Linked DNA regions of Homo sapiens: region 1 is linked to region 2. The links are chromatin loops, found by intact Hi-C in ENCODE. Cell type or tissue: spleen. All regions are shown on one strand. Each heading gives the region's core, and the rest is flanking DNA. Links, peaks and the distances in the headings are about the cores only. Region 1 has its middle 37 kb from the start of MED9. Region 2 has its middle 53 kb from the start of NT5M.

The links. Hi-C counts contacts between places; a loop is a spot of excess contacts. Peaks named below come from ENCODE experiments on the same cell type or tissue, not always from the same donor. Only the 100,000 strongest peaks of a DNase experiment are listed, where the experiment ranks them.
Region 1: it touches region 2 in a loop (5-fold over the local background); 34 of 110 quality-filtered maps call a loop at or near these places.

Annotation. Positions count from the first base shown.
Region 1 is chr17:17,435,429-17,443,753 of GRCh38, forward strand. No RefSeq gene overlaps it. Among named protein-coding and RNA genes, the nearest start is that of MED9, 37 kb to the right of the region's middle. RefSeq lists an enhancer at 6,335-7,180. In spleen, for the core only: a CTCF peak has its summit at 4,760; a DNase peak (open chromatin) is centred at 4,749; H3K27ac peaks cover 1,712 bases.
Region 2 is chr17:17,352,659-17,360,983 of GRCh38, forward strand. No RefSeq gene overlaps it. Among named protein-coding and RNA genes, the nearest start is that of NT5M, 53 kb to the left of the region's middle. RefSeq lists enhancers at 2,278-2,778, 2,779-3,279. In spleen, for the core only: CTCF peaks have their summits at 2,395 (motif pointing right), 2,610 and 3,558; DNase peaks (open chromatin) are centred at 703, 2,433, 3,603 and 4,173; H3K27ac peaks cover 453 bases.

The sequences.
Region 1 (8,325 bases), core at 147-8,146, 83 kb after region 2:
AAATTTTGCCTGCAAAGCTCTGATTGTATCATGAGCACACTGTCTGAAGATGAGAGAGACCAGGCTGTTTATTGCTTTTGGGAGGCATCAGAGTCCAATCGGCATGTGAGTCACTTTTCAGAGGCTGGATCAACGGGCAGCCCCCTGGCTGCAGGAGCTGAGCCTGCCTCACCTCCCAAGAGTGCTGTTGGGCTGTGAGCTGGCGGTTAAGTTACTGCCTTGACCTCCAAAGTCCCAGCTGCTTAAGAAGCCTTCATCACATCAAATAGTGCTGCATCCCCTCAAGGTGGTAAATGAGGTGGCTGGTGGGGTGGCCAGGCTCAGCATTTGTGTCGCAGCTGCAAATGACGCTGGCCAGGGGACAATGAATGAGGTGACGATACAGATGGAGGGATGAAGGGGTCCATCTGGCTGTGGTCCCCCTCCTACCCCCACTCCCCTTCATTCTTAAGAATCAGGAAGTGGGCAACAGTGGGTGATTCATTTTGGTGAGTGGAGTATCAGCTGGTGGCCACATTATAGTTGGCTAAAATTCAGGATATTAAAACAATAAAATACAATAAACACGCCGGTGCGGTGGCTCATGCCTGTAATCCCAGCACTTTGGGAGGCCAAGGAGGGTGGATCACTTGGTCAGGAGGTCCAGACCAGCCTGGCCAATGTGGTGAAACCATGTCTCAACTAAAAATAAAAAAATTAGCTGGGCACGGTAGCAGCCCCCTGTAATCCCAGCTACTCGGGAGGCTGAGGCAGGAGAATCACTTGAACCCGGAGCGGGTGGAGGTTGCAGTGAGCTGAGATCGTGCCATTGTACTCCAGCCTGGGCAACAGAGTGAGACTCGGCCTCAGAAACAAAAATAAAAAACAATAAACACTAAAACGAAATGGGATGCAGCCGGGGCTGCTTGTGGGGTGCTGGTTACTGGAGTTTTTTGTTGTTGTTGTTGTTGAGACAGAGTCTCCCTCCGTCGCCCAAGCTGGAGTGCAATGGCACAATCCCGGCTCACTGCAACCTCTGCCTCCCGGGTTCAAGTGATTCTCCTGCCTCAGCATCACAAGTAGCTGGGATTACAGACACCCGCCACCGTGCCCAGTTAAGTTTTTTGTATTTTTAATAGAGACGGGGGTTTCACCAGGTTACCCAGGCTGGTCTCAAATTCCTGACCTCAGGTGATCCACCCGCCTCAGCCTCCCAAAGTGCTGGGCCTGAGCCACCATGCCCAGCCCGGTTACTGGAGTTTTGATGGCTGGAGTCTGGGAGAGTGGGAGTGAGCAGGGAGAGTGGTCTTCTTTCCTTCAGCATCACTGGACAGCTGGTGTGACTGTGTCTCACTTGAGTCCCAGAACAGTGAGCACTGGAGTCCTGGTTTCTGTCTGGCTCATTTTACGAACTGCTTTGTGTATGGGCCCATTTCACCCTCTGCCCTTGGCTAAGTCCAGCAAAACACTTTACCTGGCTGTAGAGGACCCCACTTTAGGACAGCTCAGCCACTCTCCTTCAGTGCCGACCCTTCCCTCTGTGGCCCAGTGATACCCGCCTGCCACACAGGTAAGCTAAGAGTGGTTTCTATAGACCTGACAGGACTGGGGCTTGTCAATGGAGCACTGTAGCCCAGGGTCATTCAGGGCTGCCTGCGACCCTGCCCACGGAGAAAGTTCTGGTACCATTAGGCAAGCAGCAGTGTCCTCTTGGGGCTTGGCATAAGTTCCCTCAAGGGTCTCTCTCAGGCCCCCAATTTTATCGCCCATCACTTCTCTCTGCCCTCTCATTGGGCTGGCATAGTCAGGTGGTCTGGGGAGGGTGGTCTCACTTAGGAATCGCCCTCTCCTCCCCCTAAAAGGCCAAGAGGCAATCAACTTGAGGCCCAGAGGGAAGGAAGCCCAGGCCAGTGGGAAAGAAAGGAACTCCTTTTTTTTTTTGGAAACAGAGTTTCACTTTTGTTGCCCAGGTCGGAGTGCAGTGGTGCAATCTCAGCTCACTAAAGCCTCCGTCTCCCAGGTTTAAGTGATTCTCCTGCCTCAATCTGGCTAAGTTTTTTCTATTTAGTAGAGATGGGGTTTCACCATGAAGATCAGGCTGCTCGTGAACTCCTGACCTCAGGTGATCCACCCACCTTGGCCTCCTAAAAAATGCTGGGATTACAGGCATGAGCCACCACGCCCGGCCAAGAACTCCTTGTTGAGTCGCTTCTGATGTCTGGGCTCCATCCTTGTGGGAGACTCCCAGCTAAGCCCAGGGCTTATAGGGCCCTGCTGTTTTGTTCCAGCTGCAGATGGCAGCAGGGCTAGCTTTCTCGTGCCTTTAGAGTCCCACACATCTAGGGTTTGTCTGTCTATATTGTGGACTCCGTGGGGGCTCCGGGTCTCATCAGGCAACATGGCCGACGTGCAATACATATGTGTTGAATTGACATTAAATTCAGCCAGGTATAATGCCCAGAAAGACAAATACTGCATGTTCTCACTCCTATGTGGGGGCTCAGAAGGTGGATCTCACAGAGGAAGTGAATGGAGTGCCGGCTACCAGAGGCTGGGAAGGGCAGGAGGGAGAGGGGATGGAGAGGTTGGTTCATGGGTACAAGCATACAGTTAGATAGGAATAAGCTCTAGTGTTTGACAGCACAGTAGGTGACTATAGTTATCAATAATGCATTGTATATTTCACAATACCTAGAACAGAAGATTTGGAATGTCCTCAACACAAAGGAATGATATGTGTTTGAGGTAATGGAAATCCTAATTACCCTGACATGATCATTACACATTGTACGCATGTATCAAAATATCACGTGGACCCCATAATATGATTATGTATCAATCAAAATTGTTAGCCAGGTATAGTATGGCAGTTCCTTAAAAACTTAAACATAGGCTGGGCGTTGTGGCTCACGCCTGTAATCCCAGCACTTTGGGAGGCCGAGGTGGGCGGATCACCTGAGGCCCGGAGTTCGAAACCAGCCTGACCAACATGGAGAAACCCCGTCTGTATAAAAATACAAAATTAGCCAGGCGTGGTGGTGCATGCCTGTAATCCCAGCTACTCCAGAGGCTGAGGCAGGAGAATGGCTTGAACCTGCGAGGCGGAGGTTGCTGTGAGCCAAGATTGTGCAATTGCACTCCAGCCTGGGCAACAAGAGCAAAACTCCATCTCAAAAAAAAAAAAAAAAATTAAACATAGAATCACAACATGACCCACAATTCCACTTCTGGGTATATGCCCAAAAGAATTGAAAGCAGGGACTTGAACAGACATTTGTTTATAGTTGTATTATTCAAAATAGCAAAAAGATGGGACAAGCCAAATGTTCATTAACAGATAAATATGTAAACAAGATGCAGTATATCCATACAGAAACCAGGAATAAAATTCTAAGCCCCCCTAACCAACTGAATGGACCTCCTCTTGGCCAAGGGCATTCCAAAGTTAATCTGAGGCCAGGCACGGTGGCTCATGCCTGTAATCCAAGCACTTTGGGAGGCCAAGGCGGGTGGATCACCTGAGGTCAGGAGTTTGAGGCCAGCCTGGCCAACGTGATAAAACCCCGTCTCTACTAAAAATACAAAAATTAGCCGGGCGTGGTGGCAGGCACCTGTAATCCCAGCTACTTGAGAGGCTGAGGCAGGAGAATCACTTGAACCTGGGAGGCAGAGGTTGCAGTGAGCCGAGATTGTGCCACTGCACTCCAGCCTGGGCAACAGAGAGAGACTCTGTCTCAAAAAAAAACAAAAATGAAAACAAAGTTTTTGTTTGGCGGTCCAGCCATGATGGGAATAAGGGGTCAGGCATGCCTCCTTATACCCTCCCTACTTTGAAATTCAGGCATAACTGACCAATATTAACATTAAAACAGAGACCTTAAGAGAATTTATTCTTTCTGAAGCCTGCTACCTCACCTGCATAATAAAATTCTTGGTCTCCACAACCCCTAATTTTAACCCATACACTCCCTTCTATTGATTCCAGGTCTTTAGATAAACTCTTTCAACCAACCGCCAATCAGAAAATCTTTGAATCCACCTATGACCTGGAAGCCTCCTGAGGCTGTGTCACGGGCATGTCCTTAACCTTGGCAAAATGGACTTTGAAATTGATTGAGACTTGTCTCAGATACTTTGGGTTTACACATACAATGGAATATCATTCAACTTTAAAAAGGAAGAAATTTTTAAAGGAAGAAAAAAGAAAAAGGAAGAAAATTTTGACACATGCTACAACATGGCTGAACCTTAAGGACTTCATGCTAAGTGAAATAAGCCAGTCACAAAAGAACAAATAGTAAATGTGTAATTCCACTTATATGAGGTACCTAAAGTAGTCAGATTCATAGAGACAGAGAGTAAAACAGTAACTGTCAGGGGCTGGGGGAGGACGGGATAGGGAGTTACTGTTTAATGGGTATAGAGTTTCCGTTTGGGAAGATGAAAAACATTCTGGAGATGAATGGTGGTGATGGTCCCACAACAGTGTTAATGCACGTAATGGCACTGAACTGTACACATAAAAGGGATTAAGATGGTAAATGTGTTATACATTTTTCACCACAATTGAAAGCATATATTATTTTTAATTAATTTTAGCCTGGTAATCTCTCAGTGTCACCTTGTTTTGGTGCTGCTCTATGTAGATTGTTCAACATAGTACAAAACACGACTGGAAAAGATCAATCTTGCTGACATTTACTCGGGCTTAAGATATGGCTCAAGGGCCTTGCTCTTTTGGTCTTGTGCAAACCGCCCACAGTCCACCTGCTGGCTGGATGCCCTCATTGCAGGCAAAGCACCAGGATTTCTTATAATACCACCCATAGACCCAAGTAGGATCCTGGTGGCCTCGTGGTAAGCTGTGACAGGAATGCACAAGGATCTCCTGGCTTGTTGGCTGGCATCGCTGGCCCAGTGATGTGAGGTGAAGGGATTCTTTGCTCTGACTCAGCTCAATCCCCCTGTACAAAGGGACTAGGTGGGCTTGCTGTGCTTTTGGAAGGACCAGAAAAATCTGCTTCCTTCACTCACTGGGAGCCATGTATTCTCTTTGACTTTTGTTTGCAGGAGCAAAACAAACAGATGCTTGGGGAAAACCAACCAAAAAGGGGGGAAGGGGAGGCTGGTGCTGGCTGGCAACCTTGACTCAGCGCTCGGCAGGAGGTCCATTCGGAACAGAAACCCTCACCCTGCACTTTCCTCACCCAGCCCTGAAATCACAAACAACCCCTTGGCCAGGGTCCTAATGAGCCTCTGACAAACACAGCCCGCCCTCCTGACACAGAAAAGACAATTAGACATGCACAAGTGGCCTGTGAAATGCCAGGCTGGGCACTTGAGCTCTCCATGAATGGCACCCCCTGTACCCTGGGCCTTCTCGGAAAAACATTGCTTGGGTTCCTTACGGGTGGTAATGGCTAATAATGCAGAGAGAACACCGTGTTTTGGTTTCAGGCCTTTGGCCAGGGCGGTGAGAGAGGGGTGTGTGTGTGTGTGTTTAGTGATGGTAGTGGGGTGATATTTATTTTCATTTCTCCATCATAAAGGAATTGAAGTCCTATAGCATGTCAGCAATGTCAATGTTTCAGGGTGAAATAAACAAGTAAAAGGTGTTAGCGTTCAGATGAGCTCTAGCAGCCTGTGACGTTAGGAAAATCGCCAACTCCTGGGGCCTCAGTCTTCTCATCTGTAAAATGAGGATAATAATAGAAACCACCTTCCACTCATGGTGATTGAGTGAGCCATCGCAGGTAAAGCACTCAGCCCCAGGCCTGGAACATAGGACTCATTGAACATTGGCTATTAACTTAAAAGCAAGCGTTATGCGTTTTAGTCTATTTAAGGAGCCACTTTTGAATATCTGCTTGTGAACTCCTATATGAAGTTGGCTGTGAAAACACAGAAAACACAGTCTTTATGCTCACAGAGCTTGAGGACAACCAGGGTGACAAGAAAACCATCCGGGCAGGGCCAGCTCAATGCTGGCGCGTTGGCACCAACCAGGAGACAGCTGTGGCTTGCTTTAGGTCTGTTTGTTTCTTCTAATTTGTGTTATCTTTTTTCCTTTGGTGGTGGAGGAAGGGCGGTTTCTGTAGGCCGCAGACAGCAGGGTATGGATCATTGGTCTGGTCAGGCTTTAATCAAGTGAAAATCTGCTCTTCATTTGTTTGTTACTGCTACAAAGCACATGATTTTCTTTTTTTTTTTTTTTTTTTTCCACATCTGTTTTTTTTGTTTTTGTTTTTGTTTTTTTTTAATTTATTTATTTTTTATTGATAATTCTTGGGTGTTTCTCACAGAGGGGGATTTGGCAGGGTCATAGGACAATAGTGGAGGGAAGGTCAGCAGATAAACAAGTGAACAAAGGTCTCTGGTTTTCCTAGGCAGAGGACCCTGCGGCCTTCAGCAGTGTTTGTGTCCCTGGGTACTTGAGATTAGGGAGTGGTGACGACTCTTAACGAGCATGCTGCCTTCAAGCATCTGTTTAACAAAGCACATCTTGCACCGCCCTTAATCCATTTAACCCTGAGTGGACACAGCACATGTTTCAGAGAGCACAGGGTTGGGGGTAAGGTCACAGATCAACAGGATCCCAAGGCAGAAGTTTTCTTAGTACAGAACAAAATGAAAAGTCTCCCATGTCTACTTCTTTCTACACAGACACGGCAACCATCCGATTTCTCAATCTTTTCCCCACCTTTCCCGCCTTTCTATTCCACAAAGCCGCCATTGTCATCCTGGCCCGTTCTCAATGAGCTGTTGGGCACACCTCCCAGACGGGGTGGTGGCCGGGCAGAGGGGCTCCTCACTTCCCAGTAGGGGCGGCCGGGCAGAGGCGCCCCTCACCTCCCGGACGGGGCGGCTGGCCGGGCGGGGGGCTGACCCCCCCACCTCCCTCCCGGACGGGGCGGCTGGCCTGGCAGAGGGGCTCCTCACTTCCCAGTAGGGGCGGCCAGGCAGAGGCGCCCCTCACCTCCCAGACGGGGCGGCTGGCCGGGCGGGAGGCTGACGCCCCGACCTCCCTCCCAGACGGGGCGGCTGGCCTGGCGGGGGGCTGAACCCACCTCCCTCCCTGACGGGGCGGCTGGCCGGGCGGGGGGCTGACCCCCCCACCTCCCTCCCGGACGGGGCGGCTGGCCGGGCGGGGGGCTGACCCCCCCACCTCCCTCCCGGACGGGGCGGCTGGCCGGGTGGGGGGCTGACCCCCCCCACCTCCCTCCCGGTACCGGGACGGCTGGCCTGGGCGGGGGGCTGACCCCCCCCACCTCCCTCCCGGACCGGGCGGCTGGCCGGGCGGGGGGCTGACCCCCCCCACCTCCCTCCCGGACGGGGCGGCTGGCCGGGCGGGGGGCTGACCCCCCCACCTTCCCTCCCGGACGGGGCGGCTGGCCGGGCAGAGGGGCTCCTCACTTCCCAGTAGGGGCGGCCAGGCAGAGGCACCCCTCACCTCCCGGACGGGGCGGCTGGCCGGGCGGGAGGCTGACGCCCCGACCTCCCTCCCGGACGGGGCGGCTGGCCTGGCGGGGGGCTGACCTCCCCACCTCCCTCCCGGACGGGGCCGCTGGCCGGGCGGGGGGCTGACCCCCCCCACCTCCCTCCCGGACGGGGCGGCTGGCCGGGCGGGGGGCTGACCCCCCCCACCTCCCTCCCGGACGGGGCGGCTGGCCGGGTGGGGGGCTGACCCCCCCCACCTCCCTCCCGGACGGGGCCGCTGGCCGGGCAGAGGGGCTCCTCACTTCCCAGTAGGGGTGGCCAGGCAGAGGCGCCCCTCACCTCCCGGACGGGGCGGCTGGCCGGGCTGGAGGCTGACGCCCCGACCTCCCTCCCGGACGGGGCGGCTGGCCTGGCGGGGGGCTGACCCCCCCACCTCCCTCCCTGACGGGGCGGCTGGCTGGGCGCAAAGCACATGATTTTCAAGGGATAAGTTGTTAGGATGTTTTTAATTGTGATGATGAAATTCCAGCTCAAGTTAACTTAAGCAAAAGTAAACAAGCAAAATTCCAAAAAGGGAGTTTACTTTCTTACATAATTTCAGAGAACAAAGATGGGTGTCTTGCTAGCTTCAGTCATAGCTGGACCCAGGTGCTCAAATCTCTCTCTTTCTCTCTCTTCTTTCTTCATTGTCTGATAGCTTCAGGCATACACAGTAAACCCTCAGCTCATGATTTCAGAGTAAGAGAGAGCCTCCTCTTGGACCAACAACTCTAGACTGGGAAATGGGGCACCACAGTTGGCCAGACATGGGTTGCATTCCCCCAAAGCCAGGGGATAGGTTGACCAGCAGCTTCACAGGACCCACATGGGGCAGATGGGATGCAAGGCTGACAAACTATCAGTGAGACT
Region 2 (8,325 bases), core at 74-8,073:
GTGGTCTTCTTACATGGGCTGCTGGGTGGTCACGGGGCGGGGGGTCACATGACTCTGTAAAATGTGTCCTCATTCACGAGGGGCCCAAATGCTGGGGAGGGAGGGAGGCCTGGGGCAGCCCAGCCAGGCAGGGAAGCTCGGCGGCAGGAGCCGCAGCCCAGGGCAGAGGAAGGGTGGCTGTCCCCCCAACTCCCTTCCCAACCCCCCTGCAGACCTCTATGCTCTGCTTCTATGCCTGAGCTTTAGTGGGGGTGTTTTTTTAAATTGCAAAATGGACATTTTAAGGGCATCTCTCTCTGAGTGTCCGGCATATAGATGCGGCTCAATGGATGGCAGCCGGGATGAGGATGACGAAGCAGAGATGAAGGGGGCACATGTGTGTGCACCATACACACACACCCGAAGTGGTGCGGACTGGAGCCCTCCAGGCTGGCCTCGGGCTTGAAGGCAGAAAGACCATGGGGTTTCTTTAGTTTTCTGGGTCAGGATTCCCCATTTGTTGGGACCACATCAAGCATCAATCTGACAATAGCTGTTTCCTTAGTGCTTACTGTGTCCCGCCACTGTGATCAGCACATTTCACAGCCACAGAACCACCCTCTGGAGCTGTTCCTGGTTAGGGATGGCACGAACCATCTCTGTGTGGCCAGGCCTGCTGGGGCTGCCCTAGGCGGTGGCCATGCTGGGGCTGCGCTTGTGGCCTCCTGGCACTGTCGTCTGGCCTGGCATTCTCTTGGGGCCCAGGTGTTCCTGGGTAAAGCAGGGCCTGGGGTCAGGAGCTGGGCTTCCATCCGAGGTGGGTGCCAGATGCTCAGCTTGCAGCAAAACCACAGGACAGGCAGAAAGGGTCAGGCCAGAGCAGGCCAATTCTTAGAGGCCAGAGGGGCAGGCCCAGCCACTGAGGTGGCCTCAGTTGTCAGTCTTGGGGCCAAGGAGGGTGAGGAGAAGGGGATATGAGCGAATTGATCTTCCACCGTGTGACTGGCCTGGCGCTTACATATGCAATGGAGACAGCACTTTGTAGACAACTCCTGTTGCCTCAGTTTTCTTCCCTGCACTCCTGCCAATCAGGCCAAGTGATGACCCCCACCACCCCATGGGAAGGTAGGGCAGGTGTCATCCAGGACAGGAAGTCCATGGGGTAGGGAGGAAGGAGATGACCTGGGGAAAGGTCCCACTAGACTGTAATCTGCCCCTGGTCCTAGGTGGGAGGAGAGCCTCGGAGGGGCCACGCTGTTGGAGGATGAGCCAGGGCCCTGGGAAGTGACCCCCATTTGTCTTGGTTCAATAGTAGTTGTATGTGTTGGGGGGTATGAGCAAGAGAACAGGAATCCCACAGAAACCCCAGCTGGTGAGGGGCTGGTTCTGCATGGCATGAGAGAGGTTGAGCAGGTGAGCCCCAGGTAGAGCCCCAAGGCCCCCTGCTCTTCCTCAGCCTGGAAAGGAAAAATCCAGGGGATTCTGTGTGCTTGTGGAGGAACCACGGTCAAGAACTTTGGTGGGCAACTGCCTGCTTGGCGAAGTGAGCTGGGGCTGAGGGCTGCGGGGGACCATGCGGTCTGGGGTCAGATGGGAGCTGCAGCCAGACCTGAGGGGCTCAGAGCACCCCTGGGGCCCAGGCTGGGCCTCAGGAGCAGGCCCCTCGCCGAGCTTCAGGAGCTTCAGCAGGCAGGGCGGAGGCCCACCCGGCGAAACAAGGCAGCACGGCCAGGCCCTGAAGCAGAAGCCAGCTCCTGGATCCAGATGTGCCCGTGGCAGGGAAGGAAATGAGGGAGACCCTCTCAAGCACAGAGGGATCATCAGCCCCTCCAGGGCATGGAAACTTTGAACGACTCAATGCTTCCCCGAAAGAGCCTGAGTTCAACCAAAGACCGCTTTAATGGAAAGACTGAGTTCATTTTAATTGGCAATTAAAAAAAGTGATTAGTTGTAGTTAATAGGGAACAGTTATTTGCACATCTGAGTTTTTGCATGTGCACCCGATTCTGTTACACCTGCGCCTCATTTAACCCTTCCTATACCCTGCATCATGGTGTCAACCCCAGGAAACCAGGACTCAGAGAGGCTCATTGGCAAGCCCCAAGCCACACAGCAAGCAAGGCTGGGGTGGGAGCTCAGCCCCCAGAGTTTGCTTCAGAGGAGAGAGGGACAAGGAGTCTGCAGGACAGGGCCTGGCGCTGCCATCGACTTGCTGTGTGACTGTTCTCTGAGCCGACTTCCTCTGCTGACAAATGAGAGTGGGTCAGCATCCATGAGAAAGGGTTGAAGGAAATAGGGACATTTATTCCAGAATGTTGCTGCTTGATTGAGGGAACTGACTTCATCTGTAAAGCAAGGCGGTGGGCTCAGGGGAGGGAGTCCTAAATGGGGAAGAGGGGCCTTCCACAGGAACTTGGAGTCCTTCCAGGGACATTGTCCTGGTGTGGCCACCAGGTGGCAGCACAGCCCCCTTCAAATGACTGCTCGCGCGTGCTTATGATGGGGCGTGCATGGGTACAGGCAGCTGTGGGGAAAGAAGGGGGAAGGGCCCCATTCCCTACCTGCTCTTCTTGCCCTCCTGGGCCAGCTCTTCTTCCCCTTACGCCCCGGGCTGCTGTGGACAAATGTCTGATGGGCCCAGGGCGCCAGCCAGACTGAGGACCCGTGAGCAGCCTACCAGGGTAGGGGGCTCACCCTTGACCAGCAGAAACCTTCTTGTCCCCAGCCACAAACCTCAAGCATGCACTACCAGCAAGACCTTAAGGAGGCCTGAAGAGGAAAGTCGCTCTGCTTCCAAGCCAGGGCTTTGTGCAGGTTTCAGCTGGGCCTCGGGCTGCACCTCTAGCCCACCCACAGCTCCCTGTCACGTTGGGGATGAAGTGGGATCTCCTTAGCTTAGCACTGGAAGAAGACCCTTCAGGACCTGGCCCTCCCCATCTCCCCGGCGCTCGGGGCTCCTGGGGCTCTTCGCATGCCTCTCTCCTGCGGCTTTGCACCTGCCGCTCACCTGTCTTTACCGGCGCTTTCTGCACAAGCCCTGGCTCTGACTTCCCTGCAGCAGGGAGGCAGTGTGGGCTGTGTCAGCAGCAGCTTTTGCAGTGTTACCTTTATCCAGAGCTGCCCAGGCCTGGGGGGCTAGGCTGAGGGTGCCCTGCGGCTTTGGAGAGGGAGAGGCTGGGTCTTCACGCGCTACAGTCCAAAAAAGACTCTTTTCCTCTGGGCTCTTACAGGCCCTAAGCCAGTTTATGCCAGGGCTGTAACAAGATGACTCTTAAGGGTAGAAATATGTACAAATAGTAGCCAAATTGCCTGTTCAGGAATCGTCTCTGCCCAGTTGGCAATTTGGATAAAATTACAAAAAAAAAAAAAAAGTCCTTGATTAGATTTGGCAAGGCTGGCTTGTACTCACAGGTCGGGGCCTAAAGGAACCCAGCAATAATCAGTCTCCTTAAAATTTAGAAAGAAGCAGGGCTGAGGAGATGCAAACAGGCTGTGGGCAGAAATCTTGTATTCTCACCCTGGTTTTCTGCTACTCCTGGTAGTTTTGGCTCCTTGGAGAATGATCAGGCAGTGGTGTGGGGCTGCAATTCACACAAATGGCCACTGGATGATGCCAGAGGACCGGCTCTGGATGCTTAAGTCCTCACTGCCTCCCTGGAGGGACCTCTCTTGGGGCCTGCAGTCACCACCCAGACCAGACCTGCCCCATGTTCTGGTCCCATAAGGATGTTCCTAATGATCAGCATCTCTTTCTGACCCCAGGCACGTTCTGGAAGCTCCTGTGGGCAGGCCCTGGGGGCCTCAACCACTTGGTTGGCCGGGGGGCAAGATGAATCACCAGAGCTGTGACTTCACCTAAAAGAGCAAAGTGCTGTGGGCATTTGAGGCCTCAGAGACAGACTGGGGGGTGGCTGGGGTTTTGCGCAGGCCTGGCTAGGAGGAAGGCAGGTGCCCAAAGACATCCATGGGTCCCTGTTCTCATGGTAGGTTCCATTTGCTGCAGGCCCCTCCCATGGTCCCAGCACTGAGCGCCCACACACGCCAGAGGTTGCAAGCTGGCAGCCCTCAGAAGCACTTTGGCGGCTCACTGTATTTTTTCAGGGTACTTTTATATCCTCCACCGCAAGTCCTCAGAAGGTGGGCACAGACGGCTGGGCTGGTTGGGCAGTAACCTGACTAAGCATCCTGCCCCAGGATTCAGTCCCCCCGCCCTCAGACCCAGCCCTGGTCCCAGGTTTGTCACCTCCTGGCCCCCTATGGCATTTGAGACCCTGACCTCTGCCTAAACAAAGCAGACGATGGTTTTCCCTGACATTCCCACACCTCACCTTGGTCTGTCTTTCCCGCCTGCCCCCACCTCCAGCCTGAATCTCTTCCTTCCCTCACCACTTATTTCAAGCCTGTTCTTCCTTGAAGGCCCTGCCCGCCTGTCCCTTCCGCCAAAAGGTCCCCGACGACTCCAGCCCCCCGGGTAGTCTATCTCTTCTGTCCCCTACAGGACTCACTGCCTAGACTGCTAACTGCAAACAGACACCAGGGAAGGAGTTGACTTTCTACGGCGGTGGCAAGGGAGAAATGGGGAGAGGATCCTACATATATTGAGCAGATGCCAGACACTTCATCACGTCATGAATCCTGGTGAGGATGAAATAAGGTCCACATAGACGTTTTCTTTGTTTTTGAGATGGAGTCTCACTCTATCGCCCAGGCTGGAGTGCAATGGTGCCATCTCTGCTCACCACAACCTCAGCCCCTCCCAAGTTCAAGCGATTCTCCTGCCTCAGCCTCCCAAGTAGCTGGGACTACAGGTGTGAGCCACCACGCCTGGCTAATTTTTGTATTTTTAATAGAGACAGGGTTTCACCATGTTGGCCAGGCTGTTCTTGAACTCCTGACCTCAGGTGATCCACCTGACTCGGCCTCCCAAAGTGCTGGGATTACAGGCATGAGCCACAGCGCCCAGCCCACATAGACTCTTTCTTTCTTTCTTTCTTTCTTTTCTGAGACAGTCTCGCTCTGTCGCAAAGGCTGGAGTGCAGTGGCACGATCTTGGCTCACTGCAAGCTCCGCCTCCCAGGTTCACACCATTCTCCTGCCTCAGCCTCCTGAGTAGCTGGGACTACAGGTGCCCGCCACCAGGCCCGGCTAATTTTTTGTATTTTCAGTAGAGACGAGGTTTCACTGTGTTAGCCAGGCTTGTCTCGAACTCCTGACCTCAGGTGATCCACCCGCCTTGGCCTTCCAAAGTGCTGGGATTAGAGGTGTGAGCCACCGTGCCTGGCCTAGACTCTTTCAATTCTGTGAAAAGTCATGCTGAGAAGGTGCAGTCCAGGCTCAGCTTGACTCCAGGGCTGATGCCCAGCACCTCAGGCTGCAGAGATTAAGATGCCCAGAGGCATGCAAGAAATAGAAAGGGATGGGGTAGCAGGTGACTCACACTGAAGCCTCCCCCATCATCCCAAATCCTCTAAGGGGACAAAAAATATGTTTTTAAAATTCACAACCACATTGAAAACAAGACTGGTGCGCTTGGTTGACCAGACACTATGCTGAAGGCCTTAAAGGCAGAAGAGGCTGGGGCCAATGGTGGGAGGGGGCTGGCTGCTGCGAAAAGTTGGGGCCACTGTAGGCCCCTGGGCCCTGATGGGATGATTGTTCAAGGTACTCAGTAGGAGCCACAGGTGAATTCAACCCTCTTCCTGACCACCACCACCACACACACACACACACACACACACACACACCCAGACCAAGCAGATAACACAGGTATCTGTGTTTTGAGGGAGTGGTCATCAGAAGTAATGTGAGTGCAAGGCTTGAAGGGGCAGGCACTGTCCTGGAAGGCTGGTGTGTTTAGGGAGAATGGAGGCCCCCATGCACAGAACATTAGGTAGTGGCTGGTGGTGCATTCTGCTACCCCACGAGTGGGGCAGGCTGTGGGAGAGAGCTGTGATGCTTGCAGATTGGCTAACCATGAACTTCAGACACAGAGATGAGCCTGTGAATGACAGGCAGCAAACTCCTCAATGAGAGAATTGACACCCAAGGAAAGGGAGTTAAGGCACCAGGATGAGGACTTAGAAAGGTGTACTCAGTATCCCTGGAGAGATGGGATAGGCTATTGGATCCCCAAAAAAATCAACTAGAGAATCTAGAAAGTTAAAATCTGGTCATTGAAAAAACTCCATAAATGGGATGAATAGCAGAATGGACACAGCTGACGAGCAAAGAAATGAGTAAGAGGATTGAGTTAAGGACTTCTAGAAGGCAGCATGAAAGGACAAAGAGATGGAAAGCACAGAATAAAAGTTAGGATACATGGAGGACAGAGTCAAAGTTTCATTTTCTGGTCCCAGAAGACATAACCAAAAGAATGCAGGGGAAGAAATTTTCCAGAGCTGAGACTGGCAATGTCCCAGAACTCTGCCAGTGCCTATCAGGATAAATGAAGAGGGAGCCTTTGCTGGACAGACATGTTGAAATTTCAGAACACTGGGGATAAAAAAGACTCTAAATATTTCAGACTGAAAACAGACGACTTGCAAAATAATGGAATACAGGAAGCCAGAAAAAAAGAAGAAATTATCTTTAAAACCTGAAGGAAAATAATGTCTAAGACGTTTAGCATTGATAAAATTCCTTTTTGAAAGAATTGTTAAATGATATGCCCTAGCAAGAAGAAAAAGTAATCCAAGAAACAGAGGCTGAGTGCAGTAGCTCACACCTGTAATCCCAGCACGTTGAGAGGCCAAGGCAGGAGGATTGCTTGAGGCCAGGAGTTTGAAACTAGCCTGGGAAACATAGTGAAACCCCATGTCTACAAAAAGTAGCAAAATTGGCTGGGCGTGGTGGTGCTTGCATGTAGTCCCAGCAACTTGGGAGGTTTAGGTGGGAGGATCACTTGAGCCTAGGAGTTTGAGCTTGCAGTGAGCTGTGATTGCTCCACTGCACTCCAGCCTGGGTGACAGAGGAAGACCCTGTCTTAAAAAAGAAGTGGAATACAAGAAACAATGATGAGCAAAGAAACCAACAAAACTTATTAAATCTAAGTAAGTGTTGATTGCTTGAAAATTAATAACAATCTGCAACTAAAATATTAGATATTATCAATTTAAGTGTTGAGGAGTTTGTGGAGCAGTAGAGAGTAAATGTGTGCTGAAGCTCTTGTCTTGATAGAGAGTGGATATAGATTCTAATTAACTGTAGATATTCGTAGAATAAGGTTAAGTATGTATGTGAAAATGTAAAGGGAAATCTCCAGAAAAGTAGAAGTAGTATGTATAACTTATAAACTATTAGAGGGAAAAACTGAAATGGGAAAAATGAAGTCAATCCAACAAATATCAGGAAAGAGATGAAAAACAAACCATGGGAGATAGAAAATAAAAACTTATATAAAAGGAATAAGATCAAACATTTCAATAATCACATACAATAAATGTGAATGGGTTAAATTCACCTATTCAGGAGTCTCCCTAGACCAAAAAAAAAAAAAAAAAAAAAAAAAGAAAAGAAATCCTGCCTTCAAAAAACACATATAAATCCTAATGACCCAGGAAGGTTCTAAATAGGAGAGTAGAAAAAGATATAATTTATAAAGTCCTAACAAAAAGCTATTGGTAAGCATACATCAGTATCAGACAAAACAGAGCTCAAGGCAAAAACTTGATTAAAAAAGGAAATCTGAATTCATGTTGCTAAGAGACAATCTACCAGCAAAATAAAAATGATGAAATCTTATGCTCTTAACATAGTTTCAAAATATTTAACACAAAAACTGATAGAACTATAAAGAGAAATGGACAATTTTACAATTAGAGCGAGAGACCTTAATATATTTTTCTCAGAAATTGACAGATGTAATACAATTTCTTTTTCAAACTGTTCAAATCTATATAGGTCCTATAGGTTTTTTGTCTAGGGAGACTCCTGAATAGGTGAATTTAACCCATTCACATTTATTACATGTGATTATTGAAATGTTTGAACTTATTCCTTTTATATAAGTTTTTGTTTTCTATCTCCCATGTTTTGTTTTTCTTCCCTTTCCTGATATTTGTTGGGTTGATTTCATTTTTCCCATTTCAGTTTTCCCTCTAATAGTTTACAAGTTATACGTTCTATTTTCATTTTTCTGGAGATTTCTCTTAACATTTTCTTTCTTTCTTTCTATTCTTTTCTTTTCTTTTTTGCTTTTTTTTTTTTTTGAGATGGAGTTTTGCTCTTGTCTCCCAGGCTGGGGTACAGTGGCGCAGTCTTGGCTCACTGCAACCTCTGCCTCCCGGGTTCAAGTGATTCTCCTGCCTCAGCCTCCTGAGTAGCTGGAACTACAGGCACGCACCACAA